2 separate regions of the Homo sapiens genome follow, and region 2 is linked to region 1. Evidence: read pairs that join two places in POLR2A ChIA-PET (ENCODE). Cell type or tissue: PC-9. All regions are shown on one strand. Each heading gives the region's core, and the rest is flanking DNA. Links, peaks and the distances in the headings are about the cores only. Region 1 overlaps RABGAP1L-DT (RABGAP1L divergent transcript). Region 2 overlaps RC3H1 (ring finger and CCCH-type domains 1).

Region 1 (5,384 bases), core at 123-5,122:
AACTGGTATCTAATGGTACAGAATATCATATTGATTTTATAGTGAGCATTATATTGATTGATTCCCCAGAATATATTTCCACCCCTCTGCAATTGCAAGACAGCCAAGGATCTGATTAGGCCCATCTCCCGCTCCAGGTGTGGACAGTGATTGTGATAATCAGCCTAATCCCATTCTCACTTGACCTGTCAGTATTCACTGATAGGCACTGACATGAGTCTAAATTGGTGCCAGTCACATGGAAGGCCATATCTTGTGTTTGTTGGGAAATGAAAAGTGCTCTTTTTCTTACTCTGGCTAGTGTGATGGGTAGATGTGAGTCCAATAGTTACTGCAGCCACTTTGCTACCATGAGGAAGCCAGCCTGAGGATGAAGCTGACACATGATGGAAGCACTCAAACCCAGCTTGAAGCCTACCCCTTCCTCTGAGACAATAAATTTTCACAGCTTTTTTTTTTTTTTTTAAACAGTCTCACTCTGTTGCCCAGACTGGAGTGCAGTGGCGCAATCTCGGTTCACTACAACCCCTGCCTCCCGGGTTCAAGCGATTGTCCTGTCTCAGCCTCCTGAGAAGCTGGGATTACAGGTGCCCACCACCACGCCCAGCTAATTTTTGTATTTTTAGTAGAGATGGGGTTTCACCATATTGGCCGAGCTGGTCTCAAACTCCTGACCTCAGGTGATCCACCCGCCTCGGCCTCCCAAAGTGCTAGGATTACAGGCGTGAACCACCGTGCCCGGCCTGATTTTGACAGCTTTTTAAGAAGGTTCGAGTTTGGCTTTGTATTTCTTACAGATAAAGCTAAATCTTTCCATGCATACTATGGAACAAATAACTTTAGTTGCATTATATGACTCTTCCAAGGATACGTTTCCAATGATAGAAAGGTAACAAGCTGTCTGGCAAGATTTTACAGGGTCTTGAAAGGAATTTGACCACACCAAAAAATCCTTCCCTGACTGGGCTACCTGATGCCTGAAAGCCCATCGTTACACTTTTTTTTTTTTTCACTTTGACTTAAATCCTGTGCCCTATTTAAATCAACTTTGCCCAAGAAGAGCACTTCATGACTCGAATCACTAATCTTATATAAATGAGTTTATCACATGATTTTTTAGTCTTTTTTTTTTTTACTAACAGGAAGATTTGGAAAAGAGGCACTGGCTACTGGAGGAAGGGAGAAATCACCGAGAGAGCGAAAGATGTAACAGGTAAAACTGGAGATACAGAAGAAAACCTTTTTTATTTCACGGTTTTATGTAGGGCTGAAATTCAGAGTAATCTGGACAAGTCATAATGAGCTTATATGATAAACCAAACCTGTGTTGCAATCGCCCATTTAAGACTAAGAACACAATAAAATATGTATATAGGGAGCAGAAAATTTCCTCAGCAGTAGAAGAGGCAGGCAGAGATCTAAATGCCTGTTTTATTTTATTTTTTTGAGACAGAGTTTCACTCTTGCTGCCCAGGCTGGAGTGCAGTGGCGCAATCTCGGCTGACTGCAACCTCCGCCTCCCGGGTTCAAGCAATTCCCCTGCCTTAGCCTCCGGAGTAGCTGGGATTACAGGCACGCACCACCATGCCCAGCTAATTTTTGTATTTTTTTAGTAGAGACAGCGTTTCGCCACATTGGCCAGTCTGGTCTCGAACTCCTGACCTCAGGTGATCCACCCGCCTCAGCCTCCCAAAGTGCTGGGAGGGATTAAAGGCATGAGCCACTGCGCCTGGCCCTAAATGTCTCTTGAGGAAGAATAGCTAGCCTACTACTTTTATTTCTTTTATTTTTTATATTTTTTATTTTTTGAGACAGGGTCTCACTCTGTCACCCAGGCTGGAGTGCAGTGGTGCGATCTTGGCTCACTGCAACCTCCACCTCCCGGGTTCAAGTGACTCTCCTGCCTCAGCCTCCCAAGTAGCTGGGATTATAGGTGCCCACCACCACACCTGGCTAATTTTTGTATTTTTAGTACAGACGGGGTTTCACCGTGTTGGCCAGGCTGGTCTCAAACTCCTGACCTCAAGTGATCTGCCCACCGTGGCCTCCCAAAGTGCTGAGATTACAGGCATGAGCCACCATGCCCAGCCTCTACTACTTTTAGAATTTGATACTTAATGTAAAGGACACCTACCAAAAATGGTTTTTCCCATACATTATGGTAGGTGTCTGAAATTCATCTCACCATAGGAGTCCTTTTCTTTTATGTGGGGCAGTGATCCTCTGTAGTGTATAACAAAATCACCTTGGGAGTTTATAAAAATGCATATCTCTATGCTCAACCCCCAAGAAATTCAGTACCTCTAAGATAGGCCCCAGGACTTGTTTCAACTTTTTCTTATAAAAAATGTTTAAGCACATAAAAAGTAGAGAGAAGAGTATAATGAGCCTTCATGAGTCAGTCATTCAGCTTGAACAATTATCAATATGTGGCCAATCTCCTTCCCCACCCCTCACATGGATATCACCCATAAATACTTCATCATATAAAGCTCTAAAAGATAAGAATTCTTGACCAGGCATGGTGGCTCAGGCCTGTAATCCCAGCGTTTTGGGAGACCGAGGCAGGAGGATTGCTTGAGCCCAGGAGTTTGAGACCAGCCTGGGAAACATAGCTAGACCCCATCTCTACAAAAAATTTAAAAATTAGCCAGGGGTGATGGCACGCACCTGTGGTCCCAGCTACTTGGGAGGTTGAGGTAGGAAGACCGCTTGAACCTGGGAGGTCAAGGCTGCAGTGAGCCATAAGGGGGTGACAAAGCAATACCTGTCTCAAAAAAAAAAAAGATAAGGATTCCTTTTTGCAATCAATAAAATCCAGAATGTGGGAAACTCTATAGGACATACCACCAAGTTTCTTCAGCAAATAAATTGCATACATATAAGTGAGAAGAAGGATCTGTTGAACTTGCTTGGATGTTGATTTTGTTTGTCCTTTTTAACATCTTCATGAGATATAACAGACATACAATAAGCTATTCATATTTAAAGTGTACAATTTGACAAGTTTTGACATATGTACGCAACTGTGAAACCATCACCACAATCAAGAGTAAACATATCCATCATGCCCCTTTGTAATCTCTCCCTCCTACTCTGACTCATACCCCTCCATGTCCTCAGGCACTCACTGATGTTGCTAGAGATTTGTTTGCATTTTCTAGAATTTTCTATAAATGGAATCATATAGTATGTATTCTTTTTTTGTGTTGCTTTTTTTACTCAGTATAATCATTTCAGGATTCATCCATGTTTTTGCACTTGTCAATAATCTATTCCTTCTAAGTCTTTGAGTCTCACAACATGTATCAAGTTCCAGTACTCATGTGAGCCACTGGGCTTCAGTATATACTTGACTTCAGCTTCCTGTAATGCTCTGGTTTTTTGTTTTCCTTTTTCTAAAAGCTAGTGATTTCCTTTTCTTTTTTCTTTCTTTCTTTTTTTTTTTTTTTGTTATTGTTGTTGTTTCGATGGCTAAAAAAAAAATTTCTTTGAGACAGGGTTTTACTGTGTCGCCCAGGCCACAGTGGAAGTGGCATGATCACAGCTCACTGCAGCTTCAATCCCCTGGGCTCAAGTGATCCTTTCACCTCAGCCTCCCGAGTAGCTGGGACCTCAGGTGAACGCTGCCATGCCTGGATTTTTTTTTTTTATTTTTGATAGAAATGGGACATCTCTATGTTGCCCAGGCTGGTCTTAAACTTCTGGGCTCAAGTGAGCCTTCTGCCTCAGCCTCCCAAAGTGCTAGGATTGCAGCCACCATACCTAGCTGATTTCCCTTTCTTGCTTTCAAGCTTGACAAAATACATTTTTTCAATTTTTAAAGTTATTATCCCACATTTGTATATTTTTGTAAAGGTAGGGAGTCTTTCCTTGTCAGCCCAGCTAGCCATATTAGTCTGAATTATGTTAATTTTTTAATAATGTAAAGAAACTATACAAAGAGGGAGGCTGCTTTTCTACAGATGTGGTATCTTCCTTCCTGATGCTTTCCCTGCACAAGCGTTTCCAAACAGAGCTTTGGCAGTAAACTCCAAGTTCCTTTGAAGTACTTACCATAGGCCTACTAAATTGCAGGTTTTGAATATATAAGAAATATTCCTTAAATACATATGTTTTGTAGAAAAAGCTACTTCAAAAATTACAAATACTTTCATGGTAAAGGGAGGAAAATTACCACTTTCCTCTTCTGAGTCAAGGGAAGTTCACGCCCTCTCCACCACACCCTACCCCTCCCTCCAAGACATTTTTTTAGTCCTTTTCCCTTTGCCACATAAAAAATAAGCTGCAAATTTGAAAAAAGATTATGTCTAATTCTAAGAGACTCTCTAATACAAAAGTAAATGAGAATTATAAAATGACAAATGCCATTGCTTTAGAATATATTAAAATATTCCTAAAACTTTGTCTAACACTTTCAATTTCAGGAAAATTCTTACTATTTAATTCTCTGATTTGGTGACGGTGACAATAACAACCTCTTCGTGGAAGATTTTTAGTTTTTGACACACCTACATACATCATTACTAATAATTTCAAACTGCTAATAATTTCAAACTGCATATGAAAATCAGAATTGTATCTTGTAATTATATTCAAAATATCTTGTTTCATAGGCAGATGGTGCATAAATTGATAGCCATTGTGTTATTCTCTGTACCTTTTGATGTATTTTAAATTATGTAATCATTTTTAATTGAATTCCACCATCAATGTATGCCTTACTTTGGATGCATACCCTTTAATCTCATTTTTGTAGAATTGATATCTTGCTCTACTGTACCCCACAACACCAGATACATATATTTTTACTGCACCTATAACACTTTCATACATTTAAAATTTTTTATCACCATCTTTTTCTACCAGACTGAACACTTTGAATTCAAAAATTATGGGTTTTTTTTTCCTAGTACCTAGGCATTCAGTATGTTTATTGTATGAATGATTGAATGAATATATTTACAAATTTGTGTTAGAATTTGCTGAGATGCTTCTCTTAGTGAAACAGAGAGCTTAAATAATAGAACAAATCCCTGATTACTGACCATGAGTTAGTCTTTCTTTGGTTGCAAGTGACAGAAGTGTTCTCTACATAGAGAAAGCAAGCATTTAAAGAACACTGAATCTACAGTACAATTAAATATCTTTACCAATAATTCAAACTTATTAGTAATTAATGTCAGACCTAACCATCTTATTAAAAGAAATATATTTAAGTGTGTATGCCAGAGACTCCTAGCTGCTTGCCTCATCATCCATTTTCTCCTTCCATCTTAGTAAAAGAACCCCAAATTTATCCAATATTAAACTATACACAGATAAAAGACTATAATTCCTGTCTTCCTTTGCAGCCAATATTCTGGCAAATGAGAAAAGTAACT
Region 2 (5,384 bases), core at 214-5,213, 160 kb after region 1:
CCTGAATTAACCCCTTGAACTTTCCTCCACCTTTCTTTATCAAGTTCTATTTTTCAAGCTATTTTTTCCCTCTAACTCAGAAGCCCTTCTCTTTATGCCTGTCCCAAGTATTTATCCATTTGTACTAACATAATCATATTAAATTATTTACATCCAGGATTTTGTATATATAGGGTTACAATTCAGTCCATACATTTTGGGAAGATGTATTTTTACAATCAAAACTGGGTCTTTGTTCACAAGATATTATTGCTGGAAAAACCTTGAGCCTCAAATTTTAGACTCTATTTCCACTGTAAATTAGTTGATGCTCTGCTGAGGATTAAAAAATTAAGTGTTATAATAGGCCTTCATTAGTTTTCTTCTTTGTGTTTTTATCTCCTGCTTCTAGCTTCATTTTTCAAGGCAGTGAAACATTTTCTCTTCTCTGATGTGGCCCTACATGCTGGTTGCTATGGAAATGTTCCAGAGAAATGAAAAATTAAGTTAAGGTCAAGAATAATGAGTTAAAATCTCATCTCATCGGGCATAGTGGGAAGAGAGCCAAGATTTTCTTCTTACAGACAGTGTGGTTTTGTTTGATAAAAACATTTTTCACAGGCCAACTTATATTTCAGATATGTAAGACCTGGTGTTAATCCCAGCTCAACAGTTTATTGATTTGGGGCCGTTACTTAATGCCGCCAAACCTCAAGTTATCTTCTGTAAAATGGGCATAGTAATGCCTCAGAGGAGTGCCTGGCTCAGAGTAGATAGTTGAATTTTAATTTCCATTTTTCTCTCTCTAAATCAGGAACATATAAAATGAACCTATAATAAAGGAGATGGTAATAAATGTGTCATATGTTTAAATGAAATCTTCACAGCAATGTAATTTAGCTATTTAATAGGGCTATTGCTGTGCTCATAGAACAGATTCGAATAGTTTCTATGTTTCTACATTATTACTTAACATTTTTGAAAACTAAGACTATTAAAAAGCCCTTAATGACTATTTTAACAGCTTTATTGAAGTATAATTTACATACCATAGAATTCACTTATTTTAAATACACAAATGATTTTTAGTAAATTTACAGAGTTGTGCAACCATTACTACCATACAATTTTAAGGCATTTCTGTCACTCCCAAGAGCTCCCTTGCCATAATTACTATAAACTTTTATTCGTGTGGTGGCACAAATTATAGAGTTTCAAAGTACCAGCCTGGGAGTTTGGCTGTCCTGAGTTTGAGTCTTAGTCGTGCCACTTTCTAGCTTTGTGACTTGGGTACTTTGGTTTCCTTATCTTTAAAATGGGCATAATAACTACATTACAGTGTTACTGTGAACATTAATTAGATACTGTATATAGAGCACTGAAAGTATAATATCCTAGTTTTTGCTTCACAAATGTTGGTTATTGGTGGTAGTCCACATTGTGGATATTTAAATAAGAGAAACATCTGAAAACACCTAGCACAGTGACTGACACATGATTGATTTTCAGAAAACAAAGCTGTTCTACGTCTTTCCAGATGCATCATGTCATCACAATTTTGTCTGTAGTTGCTCATTGACAATGTTTTAATCATACTTAAACATCGATGCTCACAATATGTAGTTATTTGTTATTTTGCAGAGGCATACATTTGAATTTAACAGCTAAGGGAGCTGTAAGACTTGGAGTTTGGTATCTACAAACTAGTTACTTAGCTGGTGGACCCAAGCAAGTAGCCTTGTTGTTTATAATTCATATCTTTCTTTCTCTCTCTCTCTTTTTTTTTTTTTTGGTGGAGTTTTGCTCTCATTGCCCAGGCTGGAGTGCAATGGCACGATCTCGGCTCACCGCAACCTCTGCCTCCCAGGTTCAAGTGATTCTCCTGCCTTGGCCTCGCGAGTAGCTGGGATTACAGGCATGTGCCTGCTAATTTTTGTATTTTTAGTAGAGACAGGGTTTCTCTATGTTGGTCAAGCTGGTCTCAAACTCCTGACCTCAGGTGATCTGCCAACCTCAGCCTCCCAAAGTCCTGGGATTACAGGTGTGAGCCACCACGCCCAACAGTTTTTTTTTTTAGAGATGGGGTTTCTCTGTGTTGCCCAGGCTGCAGTGCAGTGGTGTGGTCATAGCTCACTGAAACCTTGAACTCCTGGGATCAAGCATACCTCCCACCTCAGCCTCCTGAGTAGCTGGGACTACAAGTACGTGCCACCACACTCTGCTCATTTTTTATTTTGCTTATAGAGACAAGGTCTTGCCTTTTTGGCCAGGTTGATCTCAAACTCCTGGTCTCAAGTGATCCTCCCACCTCAGCCACCCAAAAGTGCTGAGATTGCAGGCGTGAACCACAGCACCTAGCTGAAATAATTTTTTTATTTTGATAATAAGATCTTTATTTCTTTGTTAAGAAAAAAAACCTGAGTAAAGTCAAATGGTAATATTAGTGATAAAAGTTTAGAGATTTAAGAAAGTGGTGGTTCTTAACCAGAATTTAGACATTGGGATAAATTAATAGTGAAATGTCAGATGTGATATTCTGTACTGTAGCTTCAGTCAATGCCATGAACAAGGCATATAACTGAATAAAGCAGTCTTTTCAGTGTTTTCTGTGAGCACTCTTTAGTGGTGTAAAAATGTGTATATATAATTGGGGAAATTATATGGTATTTTTGAACTTGGGTCTTAGGTCAGACCCTTGAACTGATTGCTATTTAATTATCATGTATATTCTGTATTAGCAATTATCAACAGTAAAATCTCGTCATTTTTGTAGGAGAGGTGTCCTTATTTAAACTGGTGGGGAAACTAATCATTGCTTTCATACTTGAGCAGCAGTGTCACTCTTTTGAATCTTTTTGGAAATAAAGAGGGCTCATCATTTGTCTTCTGTTTCAATTGGAAGGTTCCAATAGAAATACTCCTAATGAACTAGATTTGGCCTGACCCCCAACAGTTTATCTGCAGGCCTTGAATGCATGTGCTTTGATTAGTAGAATTATTTACAGCTGTTTTTGTTTTGTGGCCCTTTTTTAGTTTGCTGACATACCTTTTTCTGAGGAAGTTCAAAAAATCTGGATGTTGGTATATTAATAATTTTATTTCATATGTTTACTTTTGACTGAAAGAATGCTTATTGTATTTAGTAAATCATGTCTTTTGTGGTTTAGATACATGTTGTGGTTGAAGAGTATATAAACTGTCTTTGAGAAGCTTGGAGAATGTTTGGAAGAATGCGTTTAGAGAAAGATACTTAAAGAATGAGGAAATGGAAATTCTTCTTAGATCTATGATCTACAATTAACTGACACTTTGAGTCTCAAAAAAATCTTTGCCTTGTGATTTTTTAAGTCCTGAAATAGGGTCATCTAAGAGTGACTTTCTGTTATTAATCATCAAATTTCCCAGAAAAAGTCAAGGTTTAATATTATTTTCCCCTTGGTCTCTCAAACCTGTATTTATGGTCAAAATAATGCTTTTATTTTTAATGAAGAACTGATTGCTGATTTTTGTATTTTTATTCTATCAAGTTGTTTATAGTTGTGTCAAAGAACTATTTTACTAGAAAATTTAAGAGATTAACAACTACATACCTTACTTTACAAAGTTAATAGAGATGGAGGTGATAAACAAAATTAATAAAGGAATGCTAATTCTTTGAAGGGATAAGTTACAAACTATTTTAAGGTTCTTAAATTTTGAAAAGAACTAATAAGTTTTGATATTTGGCTATCTAAATGTGTAAAAGAAGATTAATAATATTAGGACAAATGTTTTGAATCGTTTTAGAGTGATTATCTTAAGAAGCTTAAATTGTACTCTAAGTGTACTCTAGCTTTGTGTTACTCTTTCAATTTATTTGTACTTATATAAGTAATTCATGATTACATACTTTTGTAAGTTGCCCAACTGTGTAACTGCCATTAAGTTTTTTTGTCTTGTTTTGTTTTAGACAGGTCTCGCTCCGTTGCCCAGGCTGGAGTGCAGTGGAGCAAACATGACTCACTACAGCTCCGACCTCCTGGGCTCAGGCAATCCTCTTGCCTCAGCCTCCCATATAGCTGGGACTACAGGTGCCCATGTCCAGCTAAATTTTTTATATTTCTGTAGAGACGGGGTCTCACTTGATTGCTCAGGCTGGTCTCAAACTCCTGGGCTCAAGAGATCCACCTGTCTCCACCTCCCAGAGTGCTGGGGTTACAGGCGTGAACCACCATGCCTGGCAGTGCCGTTAAGTTTTGTTACCCAAAAAAAAAACAGAATTCCTTTGCCTTTCAAGTAAAAAATGACTCCACAAGAACACAGATTTTGATCAATGGAAGTTTTATTACTTGTCACAAGTAAGGAGAGCACTGGGAGTATTCTCCAAAGCAGTGGGTCTCTGAGGGAAAGTGAGAGGAGGGTTTTATGGGGCGATGGAGAGGGAAGAGAGGGTATGTCACTGCATGTAGAGGAGGGGTCCCAGTGGTGCACATATAGTGAGTCTTTATGCCCGGACGTAGGTCACATGCTATGGTAGTGAAGCTATAGCTTCTCCCAGGATGGAGACTTTAGCATGGTAACGAGGAAAGTTCACTCAGGTTTATCTGTGAGTGGCCAGGGTCTGTGAGGAACTGGTTCCAGCTGTCTAGGTGACTGCATTCTACACAGGGTTTAGGCAAAAATAGGCTGCAAGGCAGGAGGCTATAAAACAGGCTGATTGTTCAAGTTGATTAATTCCTATAGTCCATGAAGACCTTGCTGTCTGCTTACAGCTTGTTGAGTGTCTTTTCAGACCTTTTTCTTCCATTCATTTACATATATTAATACGTAGACTAATATGTAAGGGTTCTTTTCCCTCAGCACAAATGATGTCATATATATTGGTCTTCAAGGCTTTTTTTTTTACTTAATGTATTTTGAGTCTCTTTCCATACATTTTCATAGCACTGGTATGTCTCTGTTTATCTAGAGTGCAACGGCGTGATTTCGGCTCACTGCAACCTCCCCCTCCCGGGTTCAAGCAGTCCAACTGCCTCAGCCTCCCGAGTAGCTGGGATTACAGGCGCCCATCACCACACCTGGCTAATTTTTGTAATTTTAGTAGAGATAGGGTTTCACCATGTTGGCCAGGCTGGTCTCAAACTCCTGACCTCAGGTGATTTGCCCAACTCGACCTCCCAAAGTGCTGGGATTACAGGCGTGAGCCGCCACACCCAGCCCAATTTTTTCAATTGCATCGATTTCTGGTCTTTTAAATCTTATTATAAATACCTTGGTAAAGTTTATTATCTTTCTGTAATATGGACAATCACTGTAATCAATCTGTTTTCCATATTTTTACATATCAGGTTTTCTTAAAGTAAGCATCATGCTGGTGTAGCAGCATATGAGTGCTTTAGGGCCCAAGAGTGAGAAAAGACATATAG

The links. Peaks named below come from ENCODE experiments on the same cell type or tissue, not always from the same donor. Only the 100,000 strongest peaks of a DNase experiment are listed, where the experiment ranks them.
Region 2: POLR2A ChIA-PET joins it to region 1 with 12 read pairs; 3 of 35 experiments call an interaction of 5 or more read pairs at or near these places.

The regions. Positions count from the first base shown.
Region 1 is chr1:174,151,456-174,156,839 of GRCh38, reverse strand. RABGAP1L-DT (RABGAP1L divergent transcript) reads left to right here. Exons shown (of 4, transcript NR_121197.1): 3 at 1,143-1,213. Among named protein-coding and RNA genes, the nearest start is that of RABGAP1L-DT, 5.1 kb to the left of the region's middle. RefSeq lists an enhancer at 2,975-3,084. In PC-9, for the core only: no CTCF peak of the experiment used is centred there; a DNase peak (open chromatin) is centred at 3,079.
Region 2 is chr1:173,995,765-174,001,148 of GRCh38, reverse strand. All of the region lies in intron 1 of RC3H1 (ring finger and CCCH-type domains 1), which reads left to right. Among named protein-coding and RNA genes, the nearest start is that of RC3H1, 24 kb to the left of the region's middle. In PC-9, for the core only: no CTCF peak of the experiment used is centred there; a DNase peak (open chromatin) is centred at 3,188; H3K27ac peaks cover 931 bases.